2 separate regions of the Mus musculus genome follow, and region 2 is linked to region 1. A link is a loop called in an ENCODE intact Hi-C map of the cell type or tissue named here. Cell type or tissue: heart. All regions are shown on one strand.

The links. A loop is a pair of places that touch in the nucleus more often than their neighbours do. Peaks named below come from ENCODE experiments on the same cell type or tissue, not always from the same donor. Only the 100,000 strongest peaks of a DNase experiment are listed, where the experiment ranks them.
Region 2: it touches region 1 in a loop (9-fold over the local background); 13 of 42 quality-filtered maps call a loop at or near these places.

Annotation. Positions count from the first base shown.
Region 1 is chr4:130,530,892-130,538,891 of GRCm38, forward strand. It overlaps Nkain1 (Na+/K+ transporting ATPase interacting 1), which reads right to left. Exons shown (of 7, transcript NM_025998.4): 3 at 6,370-6,450; 4 at 2,957-3,154; 5 at 1,713-1,773; 6 at 1,179-1,260; 7 at 1-1,023. The coding sequence ends at 1,014. Among named protein-coding and RNA genes, the nearest start is that of Nkain1, 39 kb to the right of the region's middle. In heart, CTCF peaks have their summits at 914 and 5,121 (motif pointing left); DNase peaks (open chromatin) are centred at 920 and 3,290; H3K4me3 peaks cover 322 bases.
Region 2 is chr4:130,337,293-130,345,292 of GRCm38, forward strand. Zcchc17 (zinc finger, CCHC domain containing 17) reads right to left here. Exons shown (of 8, transcript NM_153160.5): 4 at 1,192-1,292. Among named protein-coding and RNA genes, the nearest start is that of Zcchc17, 19 kb to the right of the region's middle. In heart, a CTCF peak has its summit at 4,593 (motif pointing right); no DNase peak of the experiment used is centred here.

The sequences.
Region 1 (8,000 bases):
GGTGGGAGGGGATCATGGGAGAGGGACCCAGGCTTAGGGACCTGGCAGAGGAGTGGAGGTCCCACTTTCCTGGAGGACGAGGTTTAAAAGCTTGCCAAAGAGGAACAGGTTGAGTCTACAAAGGCCTCCTGTGGGTCAGGCTGAGCTCGGGCTTTAGGCTCTGTCTGTCTGGCTCCCAAGAGAACGAACTGATATATTGCTTTAAGAGTGGGTGGAGCTGGTGCGTGGTGGCTGTGATATGTGAGTGTTCTGGAATGCCCAAGCTAGATTGGGGCTTGTAAACCAAGTCCAGAGGCCAGATACTGGATTGGGGAGTCTCAAACTAGAGTACACCGGATTCAAAACCTGCCTCTGCTAAAACCTTATTGTGTGGCTTCAAGCAAGTCACCTCACATCTCTGGGCCTTAGTTTCCGTATCTGCAGCGTAGCCCATGGAATTGAAAGCCAAACGAGAGTGCTAGAAGCATCATCAACTAAGGGATAATTTTAATTATTTGATGTGGGGAAACTGAGGCCCGGAGGGAGCAAAGACTCGGCCCGATGTCACACCGGATGTCAGTGATGGTGCCGTAGCTGGAGCCCAGGACTCCTGCTTCTAGTTCACAGTATCTTTCCCCAGGGCAGGTGAATGAGAGGTGAGATGGGGTGAGTTCGGTCTGTCTTGCTGTTTGGACTGAGGGCAAGATACTAGGTAAGGAGTAGAGCTGAAGAAAGAGGAAGACCCCGGCACGTACCAAGGCTGAGATTAAAAAAAATACAAACCCAGTGATTCCCCCTCCCCCCCGCCCCGTCCTGCCCCAACCCTGAAGTCCTGCTAGAGCTAGGGTCAGGTCCAAGTTCAAGTCTTGAGAGTCCGCATTTTCTCCAGGGGCTGCAGATCCAGGAGGCTGCACAAGCTGCAGTTAGCCTAAGCGCCACCAGGGGCGCGCCTGCCTATCGTGATCCGCGCCTCCGGACAGCACTGCTTCAGGCTCCAGTGGTCCAGGGAAAACTGTACGCGGGTGGGACAGAAGCTATCCGGACCTGCAGGAAACAAGAGCAGGTTAGAAGTGCATTTGCAGGCCTGCGAGTAGGCAGACAAGGAGACCCGGATTCCCACGCCTTTTCCGTGCCCCCCTTTTCCCACCAACACTAATGACTGTCCCTCCAGTAACACCCCGCCCCCACCAGGGACCCACGTGTACAGAGGCTGCAGCTGTAAATGCGACGTCTTCTGCGGCGCCTGGTATCCATAGGAGTCAAAGCCACCGATGAAGTCAACTGAGGAAGAGAAGGGGTGAGTCCTGAAGGCTGGGTTTTGAAGGTGAAGAACACCCACTCCTGGGAAGGGGTGGGTGGGGCCAGAACAGCCACGCCCAGGACGTGGACCTGGGGATCGGGCTGTGCGTAGGAGTGGGAGAGGGGAGGGTCAAGTGTTGCGCCCCCCCACCCCCGCCCCCGGAGATTAAGAAAGGCTTGAAGGAAAAACCTCAGGCTCTGAACCCTTCTATGCAGTTAGGTCCAGTATGGGCAAAAGTGGTTCTGGGGTCTTGGACTGAGTATTTAGACATTTGGGTCTTAACCCAGAGTGGTTACGCAGACCCCATCCATCCCTGGTGTCTCTTCTTTCCTCCCAAGCTGACCCTGGGCAACCAGGAGGGGAGGAGGCCCTGTCCACGGTGCTGAAAAGACCCCCGGGGGTGGTGGTGGTGGTGGTGGGGAGACACACTTACAGCTGTCCTCCTCTTCCAGGAATACTTTGCTCACATAACAGGCAAACACGAAGCCGAACAGCTAAGAGAGCGGATAACAATCAGAGAGAGAGAAGTTGTCCCTGTCCCCTCTACCCACCCAACTCAATGCCTGTCCAAAGCAAACATTTAAGTTAAATGCTGCATGAAAAAGCTGTGAGTAGCCGGGCAGTGATGACGCACGCTTTTAATCCCAGCACTTGGGAGACAGAGGCAGACGGATTTCTGAGTTTGAGGCCAGCCTGGTCTACAGAGTGAGTTCCAGGACAGCCAGGGCAACACAGAGAAACCCTGTCTCGGAAAAACAAAAACAAAAACAAACAAACAACAACAACAACAACAAAAAAAAAAAAGAAAAGAAAAAGGAAAAGGCTGTGACTGACAAGCAGTTCACTCCTTTGTGCCCCAGTCTTCCCGGTTAGGCCTGGGTCATATCACTGGACTGTTAGGTGAAAGGATTCTATGACCCTGCCTGTGTAAGGTCCCTAAGACAAGGCTGGCCCTCCTATTAATGGTCCCAAGCAGCCCAGGCTGCCCTTGATTATTGGCTGTGGACTCGATCTGAAACCCCTTCTATTCTACTTTTTGCTTTTTTTGGAGACAAGTTTTCTCTTTGTAGCCCTGGCTGTCCTGGAACTTGTTCTGTAGATCAGGCTGGCCTGGACCTCAGAGAGCTGCTTATCTCTGTCTCCTGAGTGCTGGGATAAATGTCATGTGCCACCAATGCCCGGATGAAGCTCCTTTCTTGTTCTCAAAGCTCTGTAAGGTTGGCACTGCCCTTTCTATGCAAATAGCAAGGGAGCTTAGAAAGAGCAAATGACTTATCCAAGGTCCCCGGGGGTGTATTAGATTAGATTTCTAAGCCCAGCAGGACTTGGCCTGACGGCTCATCCCATTCATGAAACTTGCCTATGCCCTTCTTGGGGGATGGGAGATGGGTGGAAGGAGGAGGAAGGTGTCACAGGACACAGGAACAAATGGAGCTGGAATACACAGGATTCTTTTGCTTTTTCTTTCTTGGGCAGGGTAGGGTATGGAGCTCACTATGTAATCTAGGCTGATCTCAGACTTGTAATCCTGATCCTCCTGCCTCTGCCTCTTGCCTGATGGAATTGCGAGTCTATGCCACCATATCTGGCCTGTCATCTCTTAAATGGGGATAAAGAATGGATGGACTAGAGTCTGTACTTCTGGGAATATGGGGATGGGTGATGAACAGGACTCACAGCTAGGAAGATCTGCAGGGCACTACTGAGGGCTTCAATGTAAGGATAATCAAGCAGGCAGCCAGTGACCGAGATGACGTGGTGGTCCTCCAGGGCCAGGCGAGAGTTCAGAACAGGAGTCACCAGGCAGCCTGGACCATTCTCCATCCACCAGGAGCGATGCAGGGATGTGTTGAAGGTCATGATGAAGTCCCGGTCCTGGGGGGCAGAGGGGCCTGAGATACTCAGCGGTGGGGAGGGGTAGGAGGGTTCTCCCCAGGTGCCCCCTACCATGTGGATTCTCACAGCCTGCTCTTCTTTCTCTAGCTTGATTTGTGAGGGAAATGCCTGCACCTGCAAGTCCAAACCTGGCCAGCAGGTGGCAGCAGATGATCACATTGACTTCACACTGGTATCACTTGAGATGGCTATCCAGTTGAGCCTAAGTTGGAGCCTCTGAATTTCAGACTTAGAAGAACATTAACAGAGAGACAGGGTCTAACTCCCCTGGCATCTTTGAAATCTGCAATACAAGTTACCGTACAACCCAGTGGATTCCCATTGCTCTGTATGTGACTCTGGACCAATTTCTCCTCTCCTTGATCCATACTCTCCCATTTGTCAGATGGAGAAGGGGCTGGGCTAGGTCAGCTGTTTAGAGGGTGTGCATCTATGTACCCACCAATTCCTTCACTCCTTCAGTCAGACTGAGACCACCACACTAACCAGGCAGCAAACACACAGGCCTGTGATCGAGCTTCATGTATGTAACCACATGGGGTTGCCTATGGTCCATCCGCCACCCCCACCCCCGCCAGGGCTTTTGTGTGTAGCCCTGTTATACTGGAACTTGCTCTGTAAAGCAGGCTGGCTTCAAACTTAGAGATCTGCCTGCCCCTGACTCCCAAATGCTGGGATTAAAGCTTCTACTGTGTGTGTCCATCCCTGTGTGTGTGTGTGTGTGTGTGTCCACATTGGGTGGCTTCTTCAATTGCCCTTTCACCTTTTTTCTTTTAAATTTAATTATTGTTGTTGGTGGTGATATGTGTGCCTGTGTGTGCACATGTGTCACAGAACACGTCCAGATGTCTAAAAACAACTTTTGGGAGTTGGCTCTCTTTTCTCCTTCCACCACTGGAATTGAGCTTGCGTCATTTGCGTCATCAGGCTTACAAAGCAAACACTGAGTTTTCTCTCTGGCCTACCTTTTTTTTTTTTTTTTTTAAAGATTTATTGATTTGTTTTATGTATATGAGTACATTGTAACTGTCTTCAGACACATCAGAAGAGGGCATCAGATCCCATTACAGATGGTTGTGAGCCACCATGTGGTTGCTGGGAATTTAATTCAGGACCTCTGGAAGAACAGTCAGTGCTCTTAACCGCTGAGCCATCTCCCTAGACCCCCCTGCCTTATTTTTTGAGACAGGGTCTCTCACAGATCCTAGAGTTCACAAGGTTGGTTAGACTGGCTGCCTTGAAAAACCTTAGGAAATCTCTTTCTCTGCCCTTCCCCATCACCTCCCACTGTTGGGGTTACAGATACATGCCACTGGAAGGCGTTATGTGGGTGCCGGGGATCTGAACTTAGGCCTTCATGCTTGCACATCACGCACTCTAGCCAACTGAACCATTTCTCCAAGCTGGTTTGAAGGAAGCTGGGGATGTCTGTCTTGGGTTCCCTCCCCAGGACCACGTGTGGCATACGACTGTAATCCCAGCATTTGGGAAAGTCAGGAGTTCAAAGTCATCCTTAGCTACAGAGTGTTAGGGGCCTGCCTGGGCTACAAGAGATTCTGTCTTTAAGCCGGGCTTGGTGGCGCATGCTTTTAATCCCAGCACTCGGGAGGCAGAGGCAGGTGGATTTCTGAGTTCGAGGCCAGCCTGGTCTACAGAGTGAGTTCCAGGACAGCCAGGGCTACACAGAGAAACCCTGTCTCGAAAAACAGAAAAAAAAAAAAAAAAGAGATTCTGTCTTTAAAATAGATAGATAGATTGATTAATTAATTAATTAAAAAATGGGTGGGACTGGAAGGATGGCTCAGTGGTTAAGACCACTGGCTGCTCTTCCAGAGGGTCAGGGTTCTATTCTCAGCACTCACATGGCAGCTCACAACTGTCTGTAACTCCAGTTCCTTGGGTTCAGTCGCCCTCTTCTGGTCTCTGCCAGCACTGCACACACATGATGAAGGGATGTGCATGCAGAAGATGTGCATGCAGACCATGCACTCTGTGGTAATTTGAATGAGGAGTCCCTGTCATCCCACAGCCCCATAGGCTCATGTGTTTGAATATTTGGTCCCCAGTTGGTGGGACTGTTTGGGGAGGATGAGAAGGCATGGTCTTGCCCAGTGGTGGCTCACACCTTTAATCCCAGAACTCGAGTGGCAGAAACAGGTGGATCTCTGAGTTATAGGCATACCCGGTCTACAGAGCAAGCTTCAGGATAGCCAGAGCTACACAGAGAAACTCTGTCTCAAAACAAACAAACAAACAAACAAACAAAAAAGGGGATGTGATTTTACTGGAGGAGATGTGTCATGGGAGGTAGGCTTTGGCGTCCTAAAAGCCCAGTGATCTCTCTCTTTGCCTTGGGGTTGTGGCTTAAGATGTGAGCTCTCTGCTGCCAACCCCTTGCTCCGCCATCATGGACTCTAACTAATCCACTGACACCCAAATTAAGACTCTTTTATAAACTGCCTTGGTCATAGTATTTTATCACAGCAATAAAAAAGTAACTACAGCACACGCGCACACGTAAAATAAATAATAAACACATCTAAAGAAAGAACAAATTGAAGCTTAGAGAGAACAGACCATTTGCCCAGTGTCAAACTGCTGGGCAGTGTTACAGCAGAGATTTAAATGGAGCAGGGTCAAGCCATGAAGCCAAAGTTTTTATTCCTGGATTTGTCCTCCTTTATACCTAAAAATAGAAGTTGCACATCTCTGGGCTTGCTGCTCTTCCAGGCACACACCCCTGCTTTCTTTAGTTTCTTCTCCACATGACACGGTTTGTTCAATTTTCCCTGAACAAACGCTACCCTATTCTCTTTCCTTTCTGAAAAATATCGATCCGCCCTGGACCCGCCGCGCCTCTGTGTCTAAGCAATAAAATGTGCGTGTGTGACATTTTCACCTTCCTCTGAGCATATCATCATGTGCCAACACAGACCTTCAGTTTTCACTGCGCCTGTGGTCAATAGAGCCCTCGGCTCATCTTCACGGCAGGTGCCCTTTAGCCTCATCCGGGCCATTCTTGTTTTTAAGAAGCACAGAAGAAGCCAGAAACAAAAATGGGGGTCAAGCGGGCTGCACAGATTATTGGAGTGTGCAGAGGGAGAAAGGGGGTGTGGAAGAGATTATGTCCCAGCCCCCAGTAAGGACGGCAAAGGTCAAGGTGTGCTCTGCACACCACCAGGCCTGAGGCTTACCTGGGATAGCTGTCCAACTTCCAGGTAGAAGCAGATGATGAAGGCGTTCCAGCCAACCCAGAGTACAAGCCAGGCTGCATACTGCAGAAAGTAGAGGTGAGTAAGGGGGGGGGCAGTGAGTACAGGGAGGGTTATGTAGTCAATGGAGACAGACTTCAAGGGAAACTGGGGGTTACAAGTCCACACCCATCCTTCATAGTCCTGCATAGCAGACCGGTGTATCTTTTCCCCTTCACTAAGACACAGGGGCTGTCTGAGCTTCTCTGCATCACACAGCTAGGAGGCAGGGCTGGCCCTTAGCCCAGGGCCTTAGAGAGGGAGGAAGCTCCTCTAGATATATTGCAATTACTTTGAGGAGTCTGTTAAAAATACAAATCAGGCCGGGCGTGATGGCGCACGCCTTTAATCCCAGTACTCCGGAGGCAGAGGCAGGCAGATCTCTGAGTTCGAGGCCAGCCTGGTCTACAAAGTGAGTTCCAGGACAGCCAGGGCTACACAAAGAAACCCTGTCTCGAAAAACCAAAAAAAAAAAAAAAAAAAAATACAAATCAGGGCTGGACAGTGGTGGGTGCGGCACGCCTTTGATATCAGCACTGGAGGCAGAGGCAGGCAGATCTCTGAATTCAGGCCAGCCTGGTCTACAGAGCAAATTGCTGGACAGCCAGAGAAACCCTGTCTTGACCACGCTCCCCCCTCAAATTTACAAACTGGGGTTGGAGAGATGGCTCAGCAATAAAACTTTCTCAGCATCAACACAAATCCAGGGCTCAAACCCACCTGTAACTTCAGGACCAGGGGATCCAGTGCCCTATTCTGGCCTCCTCAGGTAACCACACTCAAGTGTACCCCTCCATAATTAAACATAAATAACTAAAGTCTTAAACATGCAAATTGCAGGGCTCAGAGGGTGAGGGCACCTGCCAACAGAACCGGCAAGGCGGAGCTGGGCCTTTAGGAGATGACCGGGAATGAGCGGGAATGGGTCATCTGTAGCTTGGCCCTGCATGTCCATGCTACTGCAGTCACCAAGTATGGATGCAGGCGAATCTACTGAAAAGCCTTTTCCCTAGATATGGCCCCCTGAAGAGGCACCAGGGACCAGCAGGGAGCAGCAGCAGCAGGCCGAGGATGTCGGAGACTAGGTGTCCAGAAGACTATGAGCAGTGGAGGGGAAGCCACGCTACCAGTACCTTCAGACTATGTTGTCTTTTTTTTCTTTTTTAAATATAGGGAGGGTATTTCACTGTGTAGCCCAGGCTATCCTTGAACTCATGATGATACCGTCTCTGTCTCCCAGCTTCTAAGATTACAGATATGTATCACCACGCCTGGCAGACCATATCCTCAGTGAACATCAGGCAGTAGGGACAGAACCCAAGACTCCCTGATGCTTCCTTGCCTCCCTGGGGAACATAGGTGTATGGTCCCTTTTTTGTCCCCATAGCAGGATGGTGACAGTGTAGGAGCCCTCACTCCAGGTCTGCCTCTACCTGCCTTTTTTTGCTATATGTCCTTAGGAAGACTTAACCACGCTGAGTCTGGATTCCTCACTGTAAAGGGGAGGCGGTGGGGCTGTTGTCACAGATGTAGATCTGTGCCCTTAGGCCCTGACCACCCTGGGCAGCTGACAT
Region 2 (8,000 bases), 190 kb before region 1:
AGAAGCCAAAAGTCAACCTGATTCATTCCTCTGGAACCTCTACGTTGTTCTTTGAGACCTGGAGCCCCATTCAGCCAAGGACCGGCAAGTCCCTGGAGTCCCCTATCTGCACGTCCTGAGCACTGGGATCACAAGAGTACATCACCACACCTAGCTTTCCACTCAGGTGCTAGTGTAAGCGAACTCAGTCAGGCCTTCGTGCTTGCATGGCAAGCATATACCAGCTGAGCTATGTTCCCAAGCCCCTTGAATACCTGACCACTGATCTGTGACACCTCAGAGCCCAATCTGTAAACACCAGAGCAAAGACTAACCTCCAAATGACTAAGTACTAAGCTAAGAACACGGGTGTGTGTGTGTGGGGGGGGGGTGTACAAGAAGTAAAAAGGGCAGACGTAACGGCTGAAGAGGTACAGGAAATGGTCTTCATCCATTCCTATCTTGGAGGGGCCAGTGAAATGGCTCAGTGGGTGAAGGTGCCTGCTGTCAAGCCTAACATCGTGAGTTCAATTCCCAGAATTCACATGGTGCAGGGAGAGAGGAGACTGCAGCAAGCTGTCCTCTGATCTCCACACACACTGTGGCCTGCATGAGTGGACAGGCAGACAGTAGACATACACACACTCTCCTGCCTCAGCCTCCTGGATGCTAAAGTAACAGAAGTATGACACCACATTCAGCTCTGGCTCCGTCTTACAGCTACAGAACCTAACACGTGGAAGCACTCAACAGTTTTCAGATTCCTACTAGTGTCCCTGGCTTTCTGCCTGCCATTCCCTCGTAGCCCACGGAAGGCATGCACCCCCATGCCCGAGCTGCCCATCTACTCTAGGAGAAATGGCTGCAAGTTGTGTGTCTTTTTCCTTCCGGCCTAAGATGAAGTACACGTGACAAGTGCTCTCTGAAGCTAAGCTAAAGAGTAAATCTCCATCTCTGGCTCTTTTCTATCTAAGCCTCAGGAGGAGAGTCCCATGAACACACACTCCCCCACTACACTTCTGCACTTCATGTTCTTTCTCCCAGGCCCGCAGGACAGACAACCAGAAGATTCAAACTCAAGACAGATGACTGGGACAAGATTTAAAAATAAGGACGTCAGCCATCACGAACGTTTACACACCGTTATGAACTCCAATGAAAGCCCAGCATTTTATAAGCCTTTCAACCACGCGAAGGGGCAGGACACTTTACCTCTCGGCCAATCAGCTTCACCCACACTTTGTCTCCAACATCTACTATCTCAGAAGGCTTATCCACTCGACAGGACGACATGTGAGTTCGATGGACCAGACCTGAGGTGAGAAAGAAAAACACACATTTGTACTCCAAATGCACAGGTAGGAAAGGCAGGCTATAACAGGGAATTTTTAAACTTCTAATGAACATTTTATATAGATTAAAACTACAAACTAAAACAATTTAAGATCAGCCTTTAACCCAGTCAACCAACCAACCCTGCTTAAATTTTACTTTACTTTATGTGCATGGGTGTTTTGCCTGCGTAGATGTCTGTACATCATGTGTGGCTACCACCCAAAGAGGCCAGAAGAGACCTTCTGGGACCGGAGTTACAGACAGCTGTGAGCTGTCACAGGGTGCTGGGAATCCAATCTTGGTCCTCTGAAAGCATAGCGAGTGTTCTGAACCACTGAGCTGTCTCTCCAGTGCCAGTCAACGTTGGTTCAATAACTGCTCAGATAGAGAAGAGCTCAGCAGTGGAACTGCTTTGTATGACCAGGCTGGGGATTCCATTCCTAGCACCAAGAGATAGGAGGAAAACTAAAAATATGTAACACAATGACAGCAACCACATGAAGACTGAGCTGAGTTCTGTTTTCTATGGTACCAGGGATTGAAACGGAGCCCCCTATATGCTAGGTGTCCATCCTGCGACTGAGTTTACACCTCCAGTTCCTCAAAAGATTTCTAACTATGTGTATAGTGTCTATATGCCAGGAGTGTCTGTGTGTGTGTGTCTTTATGTGCAGGTGCCTGCAGAGGCCAGGGGAGACATCAGAGCCCCAGGAGCTGGAGTTACAGGCCGTGGTGAGCAGCCAACATGGGTGCTGGGAACCAAACTCTGGTCCCCTGCAAGAGCACCAATTGCGCTTAACTGCTGAGCCGTCTTCCCAGCCCCACTCCCACAGTGTAGATAGAAATACAAGTTGGTAAATCCTTTCAAAGCAAGGGCTTCCTTCTGTAGTGCTGATCCTTTATTCTTCAGACCTGACACACGCCAGTCACATGCTTCCACCCCTGACCAAGGCCTTCAGACCTTTGCTAGAAAAATCTCTGGAATTGTTCCCAAAGAAAAAACATCAATAGAGGCAAAGCACCCAGGAGCAAAAACACTGTAGGTATTACTATCTATGAATGTTAAAAATGAAGAACTGTAGCCTCTTGCTGCTGCTAGTGATGCTGGTGGTGACGGTGGCAGCAGCCCACGCCTTTTATCCCAGAACCTAGGAGGCAGAGGAAAGGGGATTCTCTGAGTTCCAGGAGAGCCAGGACTACACAGAGAAGCCCTGTCTGGAAAACAAAATCAAAAACAAAATTAAGAATTGGGGTTGGAGAAATGGCTCAGCAGTTAAGAGCACTTATTTCCGGGACTGGAGAGATGGTTCAGTGGTTGAGAGCACTGGCTGCCCTTCCAGACCCCGGTTCAATTGCCAGCACCCACATGGCAGCTCACAATTGTCTCTAGCTTCAGTTCCAAGGGATCCAACATCCTCATACAGACATATACGCAAAACACATTCTGTGCATTCATGCAATGCACAGAAAATATAATTTAAAAAAAAAAAAAAAGAGCACTTGCTCTTGCAAAGGCAGGTTTGAGTCCCAGCACCACATGACGGCTCACAACCATCTCTAACTCCAGTCCCTAGGGGAGCCATGCTTTCTTCTGACTTCTGAAGGCACCAGATATGCACATGTTCCCCATATATGCAGGCAAAATACTCATTTGCATAAAATAATACAGTAAGTAAATTTAAGAAAGAATTGTATACAGCGGCTCATACTTGTTAGTCCAGTACTCAAAAAACTAAGACAGGAGGATCACACCTGTGAGACCACCCTGGTCTCCATAGTGAATTCAAGGCAGTCTGGGTTACAGACTGAACCCAGTTTCAAAACAAAAAGAACAGCAGAATTCCAAATCCACTTTAATAACTAATAATTGGAGAACATCTTGACAAACGATGGTAAATCAGTCAAATGGAAAAGGAAGCAACCATTTAAATTAGTTACAGAAAATAATTACAGTTGATGTTAAGTGAAAAAAATAGAAAAAGTACTTTTTTAAAAAAAGGTTCTCACTACATATGTAACCTTGGCTACAGATCTCAACTACAGGTCTGTGCCACATACCCTGGCATAGTACTATTTTCTTCTTCTTTTTTTTTTTTAAGATTTATTTCTTTATTATATGTAAGTACACTGTAGTTGTCTTCAGACACACCAGATGAGGGCGTCAGATCTCGTCACGGATGGTTGTGAGCCACCATGTGGTTGCTGGGATTTGAACTTGGGACCTTTGGAAGAGTAGTCAGTGCTCTTAACTGCTGAGCCATCTCACCAGCCCCATAGTACTATTTTCAACATTAAACTGGCAACAATGTTTAGAAAAACAATAACCAATATTGGTGAAAACAGAAAAATAAGAAACATTATTAAGTTAGAATTAACTTTTAGAAGTTACGTATCAATAACTATCAAAAATGAGAAGTCTGGGAAGGAAAGCAGCACAGGCATTTAACATGTATGTCTTCTGCAGCACCACAAAATAAATTTTAAATGTTAAATAGTTTTAACTTTGGCTGGGCATAGAGATACACAGCTCTTGGGAGGTGGGGGCAAGTGGATCTCTGTGGGTTCAAGGTCTACGTAGTGAGTTCCAGGTCAGCCTAGGTTACAGAGAGAGAGAGAGGTGTCTTAAAACACAAATCACACTGGGCAGTGGCACACTTAGGAGGCAGAGGCAGGCTGGTGAGATGGCTCAGTGGGTAAGAGCACCCGACTGCTCTTCCGAAGGTCAAGAGTTCAAATCCCAGCAACCACATGGTGGCTCACAACCATCCGTAACAAGATCTGATTCTCTCTTCTGGAGTGTCTGAGGACAGCTACAGTGTACTTACATATAATAAATAAATAAATAAATCTTAAAAAAAAAAAAAAAAAAACATGGCCAAAGGAGGCAGAGGCAGGCAGAGCTCTGAGTTCAAAGCCAGCCTGGTCTACAGATGGAGTTCCAGGACAGCCAGGGCTACAGAGTAAGACCCTGTCTCGAAAAACCAAAGCAACAACAACAACAAAACCCCCACAAAGCACAAAAACAACAATCTACATGCTCTTAACAACCAAGCCATCTCTCCGGCCCCTTAAATAATTTTAGAATGCCCCTTTCCTGCTGTTGAAGGTGAATTACTTTAGAGAACAACCTTCTTTCTATATTCCAAGGTAATTCCCTGCTGCGGGCCCAAGACAGTCTAGTCAACCAAGGAACTCCATCCTCCTGACCATAGCAATTGGCTGGTTGGGTAGAGATACAAACCACTAACTACAAAATGCTGTAAATATGCAGCCTGACCAGTAGGTGGCAGGAGTCTGCCAGGAAAAAGTAAACACAGATCAAGAGTCTGAGCTAAATCATCTGTAATCCAAGCAGGCGGGAGAGGTCAGAGCTCGAGGCTATGAATGGAGATCCCTTCTTTAAAGGCAAAACAAAACATAAATACCTGATACATCTGATACTAGCCGAGGAAGAAACTAGAAGTCCTTGGCTTGCAATATCAGCCAAAAACACGGGTCTGCCCCTTTGCACCAGTCCTGGCTGTCAGTCTCATTATAACTACACCTAGGAATCCTGCCCAAGAAAATAATCAGGCTGGATTGTGCTGTGCACCCAGCTGACCGTTAACCATGCAGACTCATCTACTTGCCTTAGTTGCTTGAGTAGCTGGGGCTACAGATGCAGGCTGCCATGCTGGCACAATGCATCATGACAGGAGAATCTAGAAGCAAACTAACACCCAACACAAGCACGGCAACTGCATTAATCCCAGGCTGGTGCCAGAAGAGCCAGCCAAACATGCCAGCGACTTATCTTATAGTGAAAATGTGTACAGTACTGTGAATATACAGCATTTCCCATGGCAAAATAAAGTACAATACAAAGTTACATAGTGTGACGACAAATGCTTAAAAGTGCATCTTTAAAATGTTAAGGAATTACTCGAAAAATGCTAACAACAGATATAGTATCTGTGCTGGCTAGTTTTCTGTCAACTTAACACCAGCTAGTCATTTGAGAAGAGGGAACCTTAACATGAAAATGTCCCCAACACACTGACATATGGATCCAGCCAGGTGGTCCTGGATGCTGTAAGAGAGAAGGCTGAGAGAGCCACAAGGAGCAAGCCAGCAAGCAGCACTCCTCCATGGCCTCTGCTTCAGTTCCTGCTACCAAGTTCCTGCCTTGAGTTCCCTCAGTGACAGAATGTGACCTGAGAGATGTAGGCTGAATAAACCCTTTCCTGGCAGGCACATGCACTTGAGAGAAAGAGGCACATGGATCTTAAGAGTCCCAGGCCAACCTAGACTACAGACTGAGTTTCAGAAAGCCAGGGCTACACAGAGAAACACTGTCTCTAAAAATAAACAAACAAACAAACTCGAACCCCCCTTTCCTCCCTAAGAGCTTTTGCTTTGTTGAAAGCAATATTACAGACACTCTTTCACTTATTTTCAGTAAGTTAAGAGACTTCTTAGTTTTGTTTTTGAGACAGGTTCTCACTATATGAGCCACGCTGGCCTCAAACTTGTGAGGCCTGACTCAGACTCTAAGTGCACTTGTGGACAAGCACTCCCTCATCTGGCTGCTGAAGAGTCTCCTCCTAACAAACTTGCTCACACACACACACACACACACACACACACACACACACACACACACGAGTATTTGTTGTACAGGCCTGAAATTCAGGTGTTTATCCCTTCTATTTGAGCTTCTATTAGAAGCTACCATTTTCTTTATCTGTGGCCAATGGGTCTCTTACATCTAAGACAGATGATTCTATGGATTGGCATTTCTTCTCCAAAATGCTTACTGCGTACATATGTCCATACAATGTAGATATAAGCTATGTTTTTAATTAGGTCACATATAATCTCCAAACTGGGTATAATCATGCATCCAGGGCTTTTGTATTTTTTGAGACTGGGTTTCTCTGTAGCCCTGGCTGTCCTGGAACTCACTCTGTAGACCAGGCTGGACTCAAACTCAGAAATCCGCCTGCCTCTGCCTCTCAAGTGCTGAGGTTAAAGGCGTGCGCTGAGCAGCTTGTCGGTCTACTCTAGCAGATTCTCCACACGCAGACACATAAACGTCTTACTTTCCTCTGAAGACTGAATCCTGAGGTGAGCACTGTTCCACCCAGCTTTACTCTCGGCTCCTGGGCCTGCATTCCTGACGTGAAGCCACAAATGCCCAAAGGGCATCAAATCCATCATCATGTTCAATAAACTCAACATGACACTTAAACAGAGTGAGTCCCAACTGAATGTCTGTCAGCACGAGGAGAAAAGAACACAGCCCTGACACTGAGAGAGAGAGAGAGAGAGAGAGAGAGAGAGAGAGAGAGCGCAAGCACACATAAGTGCTTATTACCACTGCCTAGAATGTCTCTCCACTGTTTTAGACTCAACGTTAATCTCTTTCACAGCTTCCACTGGTAAGAGAAAAAGAAGGTAAACTTGCCAATTCACAAGAGGCCAGGTACAGCCAGAGCTCGGCAGAAGGAACTCTGCCTGATCTCTGGGGTACTGCTCGAGTCTCCAGTGAATGGCGTGTGACAATTACACTTGCAGAGAAGTTAGTGTTTTCACGCCCTTTCTCCCTTGGGATTAGAAACGGTCAGACATTCACTAACACGATATTGCAGGCAAAAATGGATCAAGGATGGATGGAAGACAGTTCTATTGATCAAATAACCAGAGTCTAAGATATGCACATCATCCCATTCCACAAACGAAGAAACTGAAGACTCAAAACCAAGTGATTTTCCCAAGTCAAGAAACTGGTAAATGCCTGAGCTGGGACTTGAACTCATGTGTTTACGAAATAAGACTCACTGATGTCCAGTATCTCTCCGACACTGTACTAGGCCCAGAGCTATCTGAACAACTGAGGTGGATTCAGGGCAGTCTTCATTACCTTCCTCACACATGCTTTCATTTGCTCCTGTGTGTAATGGGAGAGGGCTCTACTGCGCCTATGACAGCCACAAGCAGCACTGCTATTTTACATTTCATGGGGAAAATAAAAATCAGCAGCTACAGTATTGGACTGCAGACGTGGTAAACTATAAAACATAAAGAAAGCTATGTTTGGCTGGGTAGAATGACACTTACCCATAATCTCACCACCTAGGAACCGGATGCAGAAGGATGATTGTGAATGCTAGTCCAGGATACAGTGTGAGATCTTGCCTTAAAAAAATTACAAATGGCAGCAAGCTGGCTCAGCAGCTAACTGACTGCAAGCTTGAGGACCTCAGATCAATCCCTGGAATGACACAAAGCTGAATGCAGAGGCTCACATCTGTAATTCCAGCACTCCGACGGGGGAGCTGCCCGGAAGTTTACAGGCTAACCAGCCTGAAGTATGCAACCAGGCAGCATCACTAATGTGGAAAAAGAACTGACTCCTGAAAACTGCCCTCTGACCTCCACACGTGCACCATGACACCCAAGAATGCCAACAACAATAATAAAACCTTAAAATACACATTTGTGTATGCGCGTGCGTATGTGCGTGCAGTCTCTGGCCGGGCAGTCACAGGAAGAATCCAGTCATGAGAGTAATGAGAGGACTGGAACACTTGGTCCCATCCATCCAGCTCCCACAGCCGGGAATGCAGGAGTGGGGAGCGAGCGGCCTTTAAGGACAGTCCCTGCACACATCATGGAGTATGCAGTGCTGGACAGAACAGATTCAG